2 separate regions of the Mus musculus genome follow, and region 2 is linked to region 1. The links are chromatin loops, found by intact Hi-C in ENCODE. Cell type or tissue: heart. All regions are shown on one strand.

Region 1 (8,000 bases):
ATTTTCTTCCAGCTCTGCATTCAACATCTCAAACTAGGAAGTGGAAGGGGCTGTGGTAGGCAAGACCAGGATGGGCAGTATTTTCCCCAGTCGTCCAGCACGCACCCCACCCAAGCTCCTATAAACTTCCAAAGCAATGCGTTTTCTAAGGGCTCTTGGGGGAATAGGAGGTCAGCCCTGCACAGGACTATCTACTAACTACCAACGTAACTACCAATGTAACTACCAACTAACTACCAACGTAAGCACTGTCTATTCCTCACATAGAACCTCATTTCCACGGAATCTTTATTATTCCCTCATAAGAGAAAGAACTGAAGTTTAGTAAGAAAACGTTTGATTTGAAGCTAGGTAAGGTGGTGCAAAGCCTAGAGTTTCACCACTTAGAAGGCAAGTATGGCAGGATCAGTCTCAGTCACTCTCAGCTACACAAGTCTGAGGCCAGCCTGACCACATCACAAGACCTAGCCTCCAATACAAAGAGGCAAAACACAAAGGGATTTCACACACATTGAAATACAGCATCAAGGCAGAAAGAGATGCTCAGGGAAGGGCAGCGCCCACGGGCCTGGGCTTCTCAAGACAACGTAAGCTCCCGCTCCCATTCGTCCTCTTCAGCCCGCCTAGCTCCTAGCAGTTAAGTTCTGCAATTATTTAATAAACAAGTGTAGAAAGGAATGAAAAAAAAATGTGCAGCAATGCCAGGAAACGGACTCTGATGAAGATGCCTGCCCTCAGGAAAGTCCGAGGCAGACCTGGAGGGGAGGGGGAGGAGGCTGCTTACCTTCTGCATGCTGAGTGTAATCTGGCCTCCCTGAAAGCCTGTGGAGCTCCCAGACACATAGTAGCCGGAGTTGAGCTGCAGAGAAAGAAGACACAGTGGATGCAAAGGGCAGAAACCGGGGCCCCAAGTACTCAATTTGGTCCCATCCACTCTCGTACCTGCTCCAAGGCCTCTGCCAAGTGCTTATTGAGCTTCTGTTCTCGCTTGCGCAGCTTCTCAATGTCCCACTGCAGGTCCTCCACTGTGGTCTCCATCTCTAGGACCTTGGTCTCTGTCGATGTCACTTTATCTTGGAGCTCAGAGTACTAGGGGCAGTGGACAGTGGCCTGTTTCCTGAGGTCCTCGGATAGCAAACCCAAACCCTGCCCAAGTTCTAACCGCACCCAAAGCCCAACTCCTACCTCCAACGAGATGCGGTGGTGTTTCTCTTGCAGCTGAGTGGCCAAGTCCTGTAGCCTACGGTTCTCTCTGCCTAGCTCCCGGGTGCGCACCCGTGCCACCTCCCCAGGGGCCTCACTGTCCCCTGGGAATGCAAAGCCTGGATGAGAGCCAAACCCTGGATAACCAAGGAAGAACTAGCTGATCCCGGAGTCCCTGGATAACCAAGGAAGAACTAGCTGATCCCGGAGTCCCTGGATAACCAAGGAAGAACTAGTTGATCCTGGAGTCCCTGGATAACCAAGGAAGAACTAGTTGATCCTGGAGTTTCTGTGCTCAGTGTTATGCACCAGCTATCTCACCAACTGCTTATGACAAACTCAGACTAAGCTAGCTCACAGAGGGACCATTCAGCCAAGAAAATGGACACTAGGGAGGAGAATTAAGGGCAGGAGGAAAAAACCCCTTGCCTCAAAAAGCCTGGGCACTTGCCTCTCAGTGTAGTGGGACAATAGCTACCCCTGAGGTTGGTGCAAAGTTCCAGAGAGCCCTCCTGCTGAAGGGCTGTGACCCTGCCAGCATCAACAGCTCCTCCAGCCGTCTCTCTAGAGCCCCACTTCAGGAACTAAAGCTGAAATCCCCGTCTGAACTAAGTTGTCCCAACAAGAACAAGGCTGACATTTACTGGGGACTCTGAACAACGCAGGCCAGGGTGGATTTCTCAGGGTAGGGTCCACAGAACTAACCCCGGCTGTATACTCGCTGACAGAGTTCTTCCACCTGCCGTTGCAGGCGGTCCGAGGCCTCGACCACCCGAGACACGGCAGCCTTGGAGAATTCCATCCGACCCTGCAGCTGCAGCTCCACTTCCTCACAGCTGCTGGCGCCCAGTGCCACCACAAAAGCCAAGGCCGGCTCACTGAGAGGGGCTCGAAACTGCACTGGCAGCGGTTCTGGAAGGGACAGAGAATCCTCATCAGAATGAAAGGCCACAGCAGGGACCATCAACCTCTACCAAGTCCCAGAATAAGCTGCTTGGTATTCCATGGCTGCCGGGTGGTGGTGGCGCACACCTTTAATCCCAGCACACTCTGAGTTTGAGGCCAGCCTAGTCTACAGAGTGAGTTCCAAGTCAGCCAACATTACACAGAGAAACCCTGTCTTGAAAAACCAAAATAAATGAATTAATTGATAAACAGAAAGACTTCTGCTTCTACTTTTCAGAAGGCTGGGATTATGAAAATCCAATTAGATTCTAAAACTTTGTTCATTCCATTAAAAAAGAATATTAAAAAAACCAAAAAAAAAAAAAAAAACAAAAAACCCATGTTTTTAAGACAGAGTCTCACGATGGGCGTGGTGGCACACGCCTTTAATCCCAGCACTCGGGAGGCAGAGGCAGGCAAATTTCTGAGTTTGAAGCCAGCCTGGTCTACAAAGTGAGTTCCAGGACAGCAACTTCTGCTTCCCAAGTGCCGGGCATTTCGGTAGCCCCACATCAAAGTCACCTCCTCCTCAAAACCTTTCTGAGAACATAAGCTCCCCAGGGCCCTGGTCCTACCCCTCAGATCTGATGTCCCTGGGTCTGGTCGAGGGATCACATCACGGGTCAGGCCCTCTTGGCACCCAGGCACCTCTGTCCCTGAAGACAGTTCCCTCTGGTTCTCGTAGCACTGGAGGAGGGCTTCTACAGTTTCATCCAGCTGAAAGAAGAAAGAACAAGAGGTTAGGAATGCCTCAGGGCTTCTCCCAGTAGGACGCTCGCTCTTCAGGCATCCACCTGGGCCCAGTAGCGGTTGACGATGAGGAGTGTGGCATCATCAGTGGCCTGCCTCTTCTCCAATTTCTCAATTCTCTCCCGGAGCTCATCCTCGCAGGCTTGCCGCTGCTCCAACCGCTCCGCCAGCTTCTTGTTCTTGAACTGCAGTACCTTGGAATCCATCTCCTCCTACCAGAAGGGAAGAGGCAGAGTGTCGGGCAGGACCCTGAACCATCACTGACACACAATAGGACAAGGATTAGACTGAAAGGGGAGAGGTATATAGCAAGGCTCAGACACTTGCAAAGAGAATATGCTAGTCATGAGAGCTTCACATTCCGTTCCTGCCCCTACCTGTTTCCAACTCAGACACATCACACAGGACTTACGGGAACATATGTGCGCATAAGTAAAAGGCCAGAAGGGACTCCGTAAAGTTGTTCTCTGATCACATTCACGCCGTTGGCACACCCACCCTCACCACCCGGTTTGTGTATATACACACGAGCACACACAAGATTCCAAACACTTTGGGCGCAGGCCAAATGTGACTTTCGCAAAAGCCCACCAACCGTGGAAGAAATGCCGCCGAGACGAATGGGTTCGATTAGAGTGGTCGTGGTCTTCTCCTCGCGGTTCATCTTCTTCTCTGGGGGTCCTGAGCCCCCGTCGCCGGCGGCGCGCTTGTTGCTGAGGCCAGACATAGCGGCGGTGGCGGAGGGGCAACTCAGGGCTCTCCGGGGCTGGCAGGCGGGTGGAGGCGGCACTTCCGTCACCTGCAGAAAACAGAGAGCTGAGCTGTGGATGCGTCTGGAGCTCCGCAGTCCTGAGCGTCCCCCTGGACATATCTCCCGGACCCCGCCCCCGCCGGACGGGGGTCCGCACTTACCGTAGGGTCAGCCAAGCGCCACCATCTTGGATTTCACCGGACGTCACCGGCCGCCAGACGCACAGCGCAGGCGTCAGAGCCGCTCCGGATGTGGCGAAACTTATTTCCTGTTTCTATTGGTAGCTCTTGGTTCCTCCTCTCGAGTCTTTTAGTCCCACCCCTCCAACCCCGCGACGGACTGTATTTCTCTTAATGATTGGCCAGCAGGCGGTTCCCATAGTTACTGACCCCGCAGTTGCACTAGGAGATGGAGGGGTGGAGCCTTTGCTGCTGTTCGGGGTACTCGGTACACGACCCCTTGTAACTCCAGATCCAGAGGATCCGTCATCCTCTCCTGGCCTCCGCGGAGCCCTCCCGAACATCCTGTACATATGTGCGCACACGCACGCACAAACACAATCTTTTAAAGATTTAAATTAAATCTTTAAAAAGACCGACCCTCAAAAGCACCCTTACAAGCAACTTCTAAGAGGCACGTGCAACTCGTTACGCATGCGCTCTATCTTTTCAATGATTGGCGTGGGCTTGTACTTTCTACTTTCCTTAACAACGGTCACCGGGGAGACAAGTTGGGAAGACGCCCTCTGCGGATTGGCTGCCTCTCGCTTCACCGCCTCTGAAGAAACACTAGAAGGGGCAGGACCGGGCTTTGCAGTGGGAGAGCTGGCTGTCCCAGAGCCCAGGCTGGAGAGCCCTTGACTGAGGCTAAGAAGGACGAAGAGATGATTACCCCCAGTTCCAGCCAGAGCCTGGGAATGAAGGTGCAGATGGAGTCGGAACAATCTCCCAAATTGCAGGAGGAACTGGACAGGAGTCCCAGCTCGGTGGACGGCTCGGCCATAAGGAACGGAACAGACATGCAGACCGAGTCGCCCGCAGAAGCCACTAGTAGCCCTGTGGAAGTGGCTGAAGATCCTGGAGCCAACTTGTTCCCGGTGAGGGCGGGACAGAGTTGTCCTCTAGTGAATACTTAGGTTTCCCAAAAAAGGTGCCGCCAGTCATTACGTTTATCAACATTAGGGAATTTCCTGGAGTTGCTTTGATTGTAAATAGGCTGCTAAATAGTATTTCGAGCCCACCGAAGCCCGGTTTTACCTATTTTGCTATAGTTAAAATTATAGCACACTCAGACCTGCTAGAAATTCATGAGGTACTAGGGACTAGGGGATACATACTGTCGTATCTATTTGTCCCATAATCTGTCTTCTCTCCGCAGCCACCACTACCCCAGCCCCGGATCTGTATGTGGTGAGTGTGGAGAGCCCAGGGGAAAAGTTACACTTCTCATTTGTATTACTCCTGTAAGGTGTCCTCAACAGTCCTGTCCAGCCAGGGCTCTCCAGTTTTACAAAGATGAGACTGAGAAGTGCTCAAGGTAACGAGTCACCAGCGTGCCAGGTGCCTCAGTGTAAAGTGGCGGTGTGAGAAGGGAGGCAAAGGCAGGAATGTACACAGCTGCAATGATGGAGCACTGTGCACACCGATGCCAAGGCCCAGGGGACTTCATCAAGGTCACACAGAGCAAGACAAGGACTCAAAGTTGTTTTTTGGGGGGTTTTCAAGACATTGTTTCTCCTTGTAGCTTTGGCTATCCTGAAACTCACTCTGTAGACCAGGCTGGCCTCAAACTCAAGAGATCCGCCTGCCTCTGCCTCACAGTGCTGGGTACAGTGAGTGTACCACCACTACCTGGCACAACTCTTTTCTAATCAGTGGGTTTATAAATAAAAAAAAAATCTGCTAAATCTACAGACTGGATTCTAGACCATGATGTTCCCCGTTGACAGTGAAATGATTTGCTAAAGGTTCCTTAGCAAGTTCGCCAAGTCTCAGCTCCTGATCCCCACTGAAACTCTCCAAGTTGCAGCCCCATCGGGGAAGTTGTATGAACCACCAGTGATTTGTCTCATCTTTTCCTGACAGGAAATACCTGGACATCCATTCTATGCACAGACTGGAGAAGGCAGCCACTGTGGAAAAGATGAGAGAGTATGGGTTTGAGTTGGGCGAGACTGAACTCTTGGGAGGGGAGACACAAGAAATGACAAACTTTAAAGTATAGAGTGAGTGTCAGGCAATGGAGACGAGAAGAGGCTTGTGTTCAGGGCTGCAGAGGCAGCTCAGCCATTAACAGCAATGGCTGTTCTTCCAGAGGACCCAGGTTTGGTTCCCAGCATCCACATAGTCTATAACTCAAGTTCCAGAGGATCCAATACCTTCTTCTGGTCTCCATGGGTACCAGAAAAGCATGTGTTGCACATATACAGGGAAACTACCCATATAATAGAAATAAATCCTAAGGTGAGGTGGGGGGCGGGCGAACCCCTGCTGTCTGTCACTCATGCCTCTTCCACCCCCCCCCCCAAGGGTTCTTGCTGAGCTCTTGGAGCTTGGCTTTCCTGAGCAGAGCCTGCGGGATGCCATTATCTTGGACCTCTTCTCCCACGCACTTATCTTCTGCCGCCAGCAGGGCTTTTCACCAGAGCAGACATCAGCAGCCTGTGCCATGCTCCAAGATCTTCACAAGGCCTGTGTTGGTGAGGAGAGGGAGGTAGCCACCAAAAGGTTTGAGCCCTAGGAGAGGAGGCTGGGCTGGCAGAAGTGACCGTGGAGAACTAAAGTAGGGAACCTGCAGTCTGGGATTTGTGTTCCACCATAGGTGGTATTAATGTACCACATTTATCACCTTTGAGAGCTTCCCTTATTAAGAAATGAAACACATAGTACTAATATTATGGGTCTGTTCTGAGAAGTATCTAAATAGGGGGCTGGGGATATAGCCCACTTAGTAGAGTGCTTGCCTAAGTACAAAATCCTGGGTTCACTTCCAACCCTGTGTACTCAAGTGAGGTGGCACATATCCATAATCCTAGCACTTAGGAAGTTTCTTTCCTAAAAGGCAGATGAGTCAGAAGTTCAAAGTTAGCCTGGGACACGTGACACCCTGTCTCAACAACAAAGTACCTTCCCAATGATGCCGCGTGTGGTAGCTCAAGCCTGACACACCTGCATTCAGGAGGCTGAGGCAGGGGCAATGCCGCTGGTTTGAGGCCAACTTTAGTTCTATACTTTCCGACCAGAAACAAAGCATCCTTCTGAGGGAAGGACCTTGTCTGTCTTTGAGTGCCGAGAAAAGTGTAGAGTGAGAATATGGTGTTTACTGAGTGAATTAACAGAGCGACCAGGACTTACTCCTAAGTCTGCCCCATTCTCCATCTCCTGCTCTAAAAGCAGAAGGAAGAGTAGGCGAGTAGGCGGGCTGACAGCTTCACCTTGTTTCCCTCCAGCTACCCCTCTGGGCAACGTGGAGGAATGCTACCGCTACTTTACCAGCGTTCTCTTTTGTCATGGAATCAGGGTCAGTACCCTGAAACGAAGCCTTCACCCAACCACAGGCAAGATCGGGCCCAAATTCCTGTTCTCTTTCCCACCATCTTCCTCTGAAGGCCACCTGGGGCTTGCCCTGCTTCTAGACAGCTGCTTTTGGCAGACTAGCTGGGTAGGCTTCTGGAGGTTGTCAGGGCACTTACGTCCCGGATTATCGTCACAGCGGCCCCCTTTCAGCATTGACCTCTTTAAAGAGGAACAGCTGCTGGCACTGGCAGACTATGTGGTCAACACCTACTTCCGCCACTTCAAGCTCTACAAATATGTCTTCACCCCACAGGTACTGTGTACAGGCAGTGAGTGGCCACCTGTCTCCCCCTTTCTCTTATGGCAAGTGCTTCCTCTCAGCCTCTCTTCCCTTGTCTCTTCAGGTGCGACTGGACCTATCTTTGACTTACACGGGGTTACAGCCACTCACGCTCTGGCCAGAGGGTAAGATGGGTACAAGTGGGCCAGGTTGGGACTGGGCCAGAGCTGGGGCCAAGACCTCTTCCTGCTTTCTGCTATGCAGAGAAAGAAAACGAGGAGATGATGGTGGTAGAGCAAGTAGCTACTCCACAGGAGGAAGAGCCGGAAACTGTGACGGAGCCAGAGCAACAGCCAAGTGAGCACATGGAAGGGTTAAGGTGCCGCGAAATGGTTGGGCCTACCTGAGCCTTGATCCCTCCCACCTCACCTCAGGCAACCACCATTTTGTCTTGTAGTGCTGGGGAGTGAGATTAGAACCATGTGCAGCAGAGTTCTACCATTCAGGGGGACAGCCTCAGTAACCCACCCACTTTTTTGAGACGGGGTCTCTCTAT
Region 2 (8,000 bases), 76 kb after region 1:
TGAGAACTAAAGAGAGTCTAAACTTAGGTGGGTAAGAAGACCTGCAACATCACTTGTTTCAAAGGCATGAATTAGCTCATAGAAATAATCATAGGAACCTTCCCCACTTTCAAACCTGTGTCTGTAGGATTGGGAGCTGAGGATGAGCAGTGGAGGGGCTGCTCTGCATGGTCCCACTCCCAGGCTCCTTGCTGGATGCCTGAAGAATGACTGGGTTATCACCGTTGCTGCAGGCCGAGTGGCTGGTGTCCGGCTGCAGGGCATGCTGGGAGCTGGCCTCATTCTGGGCCACCAGCCACCGGGACCTGCCTTCCAGGGCCCGGGGCCCACCAGGGCGTCCCAGCCTCCGCTCAGGTTCACCAGCCTCTGGAGTACCTGCAGTTGGATAAAAAGAAAGAAAGAAAGAAAGAAAAAAAGAAAGAAAGAAAGAAAGAAAGAAAGAAGGAAAGAGAGAGAGAGAGAGGAAAAGAAAAGGAGTAGAAATAAAATTAAAGGCTATTAAAATAATTGTTTTTGAGACAATTAGGGTCTTATTCTACCATCCAGACTGGCCTGGAACTTACAATCCTCCTGCCTCAGCTCCCAATGCTGGGGTTAAGAACTATTTTCAGGGATATGGAGGTAGCTCAGCTGGCTCGGCCTAGCACCCAAGAAGGGTTCAATCCTCAACCCTGCATAAAACCAGCAGGGTGGCACACACCTTCAATCCAAAAGCTTGAGAGGTAAAGGAAGATCAGAAGTTCAAGTTCATCTTTGGCTATGCATTGACTCGGAGACCCTTTCTCAACATACTATCTATCCCTATGTCTTAGATACTTACTCTGTATCAAATACCTGTAAGAACTTGCTTAGACAGACATATCTTGATATCTGTATATGCCAATATTCACAGCTATTTGGGACATTGGAGATGATTGTTTTAACATAGGCATTAGAGACCAGCCTCAAACACAAAGTAAGATCTCATTTCAAAAGAATAAATATGCTAAGCATTCATGGTACATGCCTTTAACCTCAGCACTCAGGAGACAGAGGTAAGTGGATCTCTGTTAGTTTGAGGCTAGCCTGGTCTCCAGAAAGAGTTCCAGGACAGCCTGGGCTACAATAGAAGCCCTATCTCAAAAAAAAAAAAAAAAAAGAAATAAAGAAAGAAAGAAAAGAAAAGAAAAGAAAAGAAAAAGAAAAAGAAAAAAAGAAGAAAAAAGAAAAAGAAAGAGAAATGTCAGCTGTGGTGGTTCATACCTATTATCCCAGCACTTAGGGCAAGCCAAGGCAGAATGACTGCTATGAATTCAAAGTTGGCTTGAGCTAGAGACTTAGACCCCCACCCCCTTAAAAAGGAAAAGAGAGAGAAGGGAGAAACACAGAGCTGAAGACAGAGCTGATCTGGTAGGATAGCTGACCAGTACCCTCAGAGTCTGAGACTTCATGCCTGAACCACATAGAATTGAGTGTCACGGTGGTACACTGGAGGCAAGAGGATCACAACTACTTAAGAGTATTCTCAGCTATACAGATTGAGGCCAGTTAAATTATGTGAGATTGTCTTTAAAAAGAAAAGAAAGAAAAGAAGGAAGAAAAGATAATAGTAGGAGAACTTAAATCCACATTGCCATGTTTCAGAACATTGAAGAAGCCAGGATGGTGGTATAGGTCTTTCTTCTTAGCACTGGGAGGCAGAGACAGAAATCTCTGAGTTCAAGGCCAGCCTGATCTACAAGTCAAATTTTAGAACACAAAGGGTTACAAAGAGAAACTCTGTCTCGAGAAAACAATGACAACAACAAAAAAAAAAAAAAAAGAGAGAGAAAAAAATGAAAACAAAACAAATAAGCAAAACCAAACTAAACAACAACAACAAAAAAAAAAAACATAGAAAAACCTAATACTCTTAGTGCTCTCCCTAGTAGTGCCTGGGTAACACCTTCCCTTATTCAGCCTCAGTTTGGTTGTACTATCACCAAACCCTACATAGAAAACACATGCAGTAATCATTCACAACCTATTCTCTCATCATGTCATACAGTTTCTCCCATTAACATCAGCACACAAAATTTTATCTGAAGGTGAGCTCACCTGTGTGAGCAGAGACCACACCCCCTGTGAGAGTCTGCACTTCCACGGTGCCGTGCTGTACTGAAGGAAATCACACCTAAAACAGGAGAAGCAGCAGCAGTGAGGACACGACCCACATGTGTCAATCCATACTCATCTAAGGTTACGTACACCAGCTTTATTGGACTTTAAAATACATCCGAAGTCACTTCACAGAACAGTAACAGGGAAAGCTCATGCTTCAGAAAGTCATACAGTAAACTAGGCAAGGCTGTAGTAAATTGGGCAAGGCTCAGCCTTGGGGGTGGGGGTGGAGAAATGCTTCAGGGATTTAAGAGTATTCATTGCTCCTGCAGAGGTCCTGGGTTTTGTCCCAAGCACCTATATAGCAGCTCACAATAGCTCCAGCTCCAGTGGCCCAGATTATTCTTCTGGCCTGTCTGGACACCAAGCATGGATGTGGTGTATATACATGTTGTGGCAACAAAGCACAAAGTGTTTTGTACGGAGAATCTCACAGGGTTGTACATTCTGGCTGGGTAAGAGCAGAGAAGAAGACAACAAAACGTTTTAAAAGCTAAAAGTACTTAAAGCTCTGACAGACAACTGAAGGACAGAAACTTCTCATCTAGAAGTTAACAACGCCTCCTGGATGCCTGACAGCTTCCTTGTCTTTTCAATGAGGACTTAACAGAAATGAGGGCGGAGTTCCCCAAAACAAAAAGCAAATAGTTATAAAGTAAAGGAGGGCTATTTGAATACAGAAAGAGCGAGGTGGAACGGCCAAAGAACTTTAAAGAAAACGCTTTTCGTTTTTGGAGACAGGGTTTCTCTGTGTAGCCCTGGCTGTCCTGGAACTCACTTTGTAGACCAGGCTGTCCTCAAACTCAGAAATCTGCCTGCCTCTGCCTCCCAAGTGCTGGGACTAAAGGCGTGCGCCACCAACCGCCCGGCAAGAAAGAGCTTTATAAGCAGACTTAAGTGAGGAAGGCGCCAAGGAGCCCTAACAGCCGGAAACAAGCAGGGTTAATAAAGTATTCAAGATCCGGAAGCATTTGCCTAGTTAATTCCTTATCTAGGTGTTGTGCTGCCTTGATTCACCCTTCAGAAATTCCAAGGATTGGAGGTAATCCAAAACCATGAGGCCCCAACTATGGACTCCAGCCTTCTTTATGACCTCCCAATACCCCCCCACCCCCCCCGCAGTGGACTGACCCAGCATGACCCTTGACCTCTGCCAAGTTTTGACTCCTCAGACGGCGGCCCCGCCCCCTCGCGGTCGCCCACCCCACCCAACGTGCTCGACCGGCTGGGGGAGGCGCCGGCGCGTGCGCGGCCCGGAGGCGGGGTGAGCCGGCGGCGCGCACGGCCAGATTGGGGAGGGGAGGAGGGGGGGATTCCCGCCAGAACCCGATCCCATAGACCGGGTCACAGGACTCAGATGTCCGCGTCCGTCGGCGCCCCCACATCCACAGACCGCAAAGAGCTCGGGAAGGAAGGGTTCGTGCGCCAAGTCTCGGGCTCCTAAATGGCTTATGGTGGGCGCGCGCCCGGACTACTCGTCCCGTGCACCCCTTTCCCTCGTCCGCGCCCCCGAGGGGAGGCAGGTTGGTGGGCGGGCAGAAGCGCACCTGGGTCCGTCCTCTCGAGGGCTGCTCGTTCGCGCACGCGTGCGCAGAAGGGCAGGAGGGGGGCGAGGCGCCGCTCTGACACCAGGTGCCGCTCGGCCCGACGCCCTCCCCCCCACCCCCGGCTCCGGGAGCGCGCGCAGGCAACCTCGCTCGCCAGCCCCGGGGCCCCGCCGGGCGGTGCGCGCGCAGCACCCCGGGAAGGTGGGAAGCGGCGCTCGCAGATGCGCGCGCAGGCACCCGTCAGGGGAGGGGAAAGTGTGGGGCCTCCGCCATCTTGTCTCCCTCTCCTTACCTGCGTCCTCGGGGGCGTGCTCACCACCCCCCCTCCCGCCGAGGAGGGGGGAGGGCCCCCTCTTGGTCGCCGCCTTCACCACTTTAAATTCCCCTAAGGGCCGTAACACGAGCCACCCCGATGCTCCCACCGCTTCCAGTCACGCCGCGAAGAGGTGCTTGGTGAGTTGAAGAAAAAGGAGACGCTACTCCCAGCGACCCCGCCGCCGCCTCCGCTGCTCCCGAGGCCTCACCAAAATGGCCGCCGCCGTCTCGGCCGCCACCGCCACTAGCACCACCACTACCACCACCACCAAGGCTCGTTATCGCTACCGCCAGAGCGGCCCGTCTTCTCGCGATACACAGTAACTGGAGGCTGAAGGGGCGGGTAGGCTCGCGTGCTAGCGTAGGACTGTGCGGCGCAAAGCAAGGTGGGAGTTGTAGTTCGCTCCGAGGCTCCATGCTGGCCCAGCACGCTTCAATAGGTCTGAAACTCGTGCTGCATTGCAGCTGCCCACTGGGACCACCCTTTGGATTTCGGAGTTTTTGTTCTTACATATCACCCAGTGAAATGAAACAAATGAGTAGAAGAGCTTAGACCTACTGATTCCTACAGCAGTTACTTTTTGTTTTTGAAAGGTGAGGTCTAACAATGTAGCCTTGGCTGACATGGACTCGCTATGTAGATCAAGCTAACCTTAAACTTACAAAGTTGCTCCTGCGTCTGCCTGGAATGAACGTATGCACCACCACTACCAGCTGCGGTTGACTTTGTAACACCGGTTTTCCCAAGAACTCTCAAATACAAGTACCATAGGTTTGCAGTCTTTTACATTTAAGAACTATTTTGAGAGGTTGAGAACATAGCTCAGTGATTAAGAATATTGGCTGCTTCCACTTTGAGAGGACATTCTATCTCCACACTAAAGAAGCTCCTAACAGTTATTCCAGTTCCAAGGAATCCGACACCCTCTTCTGGCCTCAGAGAGCAATACACAAACACGGTGCACAGACATACACGCAAGTAAAACTCCCATTCAAGTCAAATAAAAATCCTTAAGGAAAAAAAGGCTGGGTGGTGGTGGCTCATGGCTTTTAATCCCAATAGAGGCTGACGAATCTCTGACTTCAGAGCCATCCTGGTCTATGAAGCTAGCTCTAGGACAACCAAAGCTACAGAGAAAAATTCCTGTGTCTAGGGGGGAAAAAATCTCTTAGAGAATCTGATACTCCCTTCCGATTTTAAGGATGCATTTATTATCTACAACGGTTCCAAGGAAGATTTTGAGCCATTGGTTACATAACAAGACCCTGCCCCAAAACATAACTAATAATTAAGAAAACAGGATAAAAATAAATCAGCGATGGACAGAGGAGAAGCTATTGAGGGGAAATGGAAGTTGAATAGAGACTGGAAGAAAGATTCTTTACAGCTAGGTATGGTAGCATAAATGCACAATCCCAATTTACTGGTTGAGGCCAACCTGTGCTGTTGCATAAGTCAATACAAACAACCACACAGAGCACACACACACTAATATTCTAAAGTTCAAGATTATCCTGTCTAAAAAAAAGGATATGCATATAATCTTATAGTAACTATGTGTTGCTTTTTTTCACTTTAGTACTTTAAAGGTGTGTGTGTGTGTTTAAATAATTTACAGAGGCAGAGCTGGAGAGATGTTTTAAGTGGTTAAGAGCACTGGCTGCTCTTCTAGAGAACACAGGGTTTGATTCTCAGCACCCACATGGAAGCTTTTAACAGTTTCTAACTTTAGTCTTAAGGGAATTGAAACCTTCTAATACATAGACATACATTCAGGCAAACACTTATAAAAATAAATTCTAAAATTACAGAGGTAATAAATATTTGCTTTTGTAAAAATAAATGTAGTATGAATTATCAGTAAAAGGATTATCTGCAAAAAAAAAAAAAATTCCTAAATGTTCCCAGTACCCTGCCTAGAGAATTCTACCCAGAAGTAATCAGTGTTGAGTCCCCTATATCTAAATGATACCATAGTATGAATTGTTTCACACTTTTGCTTACACTTTGGCAATTTATAATTGTTTTACATTTTGCCTTTTCAGACTTATAATATCTAGAAAGATTAATAAAGATAGTGATGGGGCCAGATGTGGTGGCACCTCTCATTCCTGCACCCAGCAGGCATTAGCAGGGAAAATCTCTGAATTCAAGTCCAGGCTGGTTTACATAGTGAGACCCTATCTTTTTATGTCCCGTCCCCACCCCTCCACTTGTCCCTGTATGTCCCCTCCTCACCCCACCAAAAGAAAGAAAGAAGGTAGTGGAAGAAAGATGACTCAGCAGTTAAGAGTACTGGCTGAGCCAGGCGTAGTGGTGCACACCTTTAATCCCAGTACTTGGTAGGCAGAGGCAGGTGGATTTCTGAGTTCGAGGCCAGCCTGGTCTACAAAGTGAGTTCCAGGATAGCCAGAGCTATACAGAGAAACCCTGTCTCGGAAAAAAAAAAAAAAAAAAAAAAAAGTACTGGCTGGCTCAGGCTAGAGGACCTGACTTTAGTTTCTGGGACCAACAAGGCAGCTGGCAAACATCTTGCCTCTGCACTGCACACATTGCACAGGCAGAGATTTGCCACTAAGCCTGATGTGAATTTGATGCCTGAAACTCAAAAAGTAGAAGGAGAATAACGGTCTCTATTTCAGTTGGTAGAGTGTTTCCCTAACATTTGTGAAACCTTGGGTTCAATTCTTAGTGTCATTTTAAACAGATGTGCTAGCATAGAGCTATAATGTGGCATACAGCATCATTCTGGAGGAGGTGGCAGGAAGATACTAAGTTCAGGGTTATCTAGTGAGTCTTGAGACCAGCATGGACTATATGAAATTCTGCTAAAAAGAAAAATAACTAGCCCAGTTGGTAGTGTGCTTCTAGTGCATGCACAAAGCCATAGGCTGGCTGTCAGCACTACATAAAACTTGCTTTGGAAATGCATGCCTATAGTCCAGTACTTGAAGACTGAGGCAAGATGATCTCATGAGGCCACTTGGGTCCACATAGTGAATTCCCAGCCAGTCAGGTGTATATGGTGAGACCCTGTCTCAGAAAAACAAAAACGGAGGGGGTTGCATGTAGTTGAGTTGGTAGTGTGTTTGCTTCAACTGGAAATGATAATCCTAGTACCAGGGAAGTGGATACAGGAGAACCAGCAGTTCAGGGCTATTCTTACCCACATTACAAGTTTGAGGACAGCCTAAACTTAAACCCTGAAAGTTGTGATTCTGTATCTGTAATTCTAGTACTTAGAAGTTCAAGACCAGCCTGGGCTATATAGTTTCAGACCAGAGCTGGCTAAGATTACACACCTGTAATCCCAGCAAATGGGAGGTAAAGCTTTGAGGATCAGGAGTTAAGAGTTATCTGAGCAGCCCAGCGAGTTTGAGGCCAACCTGGGTTATAGTCCCACTCAAAACCAACAGCAAAAGATGCCAGGGGTGGTGGCACAGTAGTCCACAAGCCAGCTTTGATAGACTTTTTTTTTTTAAATCTTTATTTTCTTTTTTTTTTTTTTTTTTTTTTTTTTTTTTTTTTAAAGATTTATTTATTTATTATATGTAAGTACGCTGTAGCTGTCTTCAGACACTCCAGAAGAAGGAGTCAGATCTTGTTACGGATGGTTGTGAGCCACCATGTGGTTGCTGGGATTTGAACTCTGGACCTTCGGAAGAGCAGTCGGGTGCTCTAACCCACTGAGCCATCTCACCAGCCCTTGATAGACTTTTGCAAGTAGCACAGCTAATTGACAAAGATGGTGATAGTTTGCCCTAGAGGATAGTCCTGTACAAAGACAACGTATATGGGGCTGGAGAAGGGAGCTTAATGGTTAAGAGAAGCTACTGTCTCTCCAGAGGACCCCAGTTCTGTTGCCAGCACCCACATAACAGTTCACACACCTGCCTATAGCTCCAGTGTCAGAGGATCTGATGCCCTCTTCTGGCCTTCTTTGGGCACAAGGTATTTATGTGGTGCACAAACATATATAGGCAGGCAAAACATACATA

The links. A loop is a pair of places that touch in the nucleus more often than their neighbours do. Peaks named below come from ENCODE experiments on the same cell type or tissue, not always from the same donor. Only the 100,000 strongest peaks of a DNase experiment are listed, where the experiment ranks them.
Region 2: it touches region 1 in a loop (2.3-fold over the local background); 5 of 42 quality-filtered maps call a loop at or near these places.

Annotation. Positions count from the first base shown.
Region 1 is chr7:127,584,622-127,592,621 of GRCm38, reverse strand. It overlaps Ccdc189 (coiled-coil domain containing 189), which reads left to right and starts at 4,027. Exons shown (of 9, transcript NM_001033040.3): 1 at 4,027-4,745; 2 at 5,027-5,058; 3 at 5,734-5,799; 4 at 6,178-6,347; 5 at 7,098-7,168; 6 at 7,361-7,477; 7 at 7,569-7,629; 8 at 7,709-7,801. The coding sequence starts at 4,533. It overlaps Rnf40 (ring finger protein 40), which reads right to left and starts at 3,924. Exons shown (of 20, transcript NM_172281.2): 1 at 3,811-3,924; 2 at 3,494-3,697; 3 at 2,943-3,110; 4 at 2,724-2,865; 5 at 1,909-2,115; 6 at 1,186-1,307; 7 at 943-1,089; 8 at 785-859; 9 at 1-33. The coding sequence starts at 3,625. In heart, no CTCF peak of the experiment used is centred here; DNase peaks (open chromatin) are centred at 2,911, 3,981 and 4,381; H3K4me3 peaks cover 2,747 bases; H3K27ac peaks cover 1,797 bases.
Region 2 is chr7:127,508,317-127,516,316 of GRCm38, reverse strand. It overlaps Srcap (Snf2-related CREBBP activator protein), which reads right to left and starts at 4,334. Exons shown (of 34, transcript NM_001304266.1): 1 at 3,979-4,334; 2 at 2,077-2,152; 3 at 116-375. The coding sequence starts at 169. 1700008J07Rik (RIKEN cDNA 1700008J07 gene) reads left to right here and starts at 3,448. Exons shown (of 1, transcript NR_024331.1): 1 at 3,448-5,879. In heart, a CTCF peak has its summit at 4,935 (motif pointing left); DNase peaks (open chromatin) are centred at 3,436, 3,986 and 4,306; H3K4me3 peaks cover 3,149 bases; H3K27ac peaks cover 2,625 bases.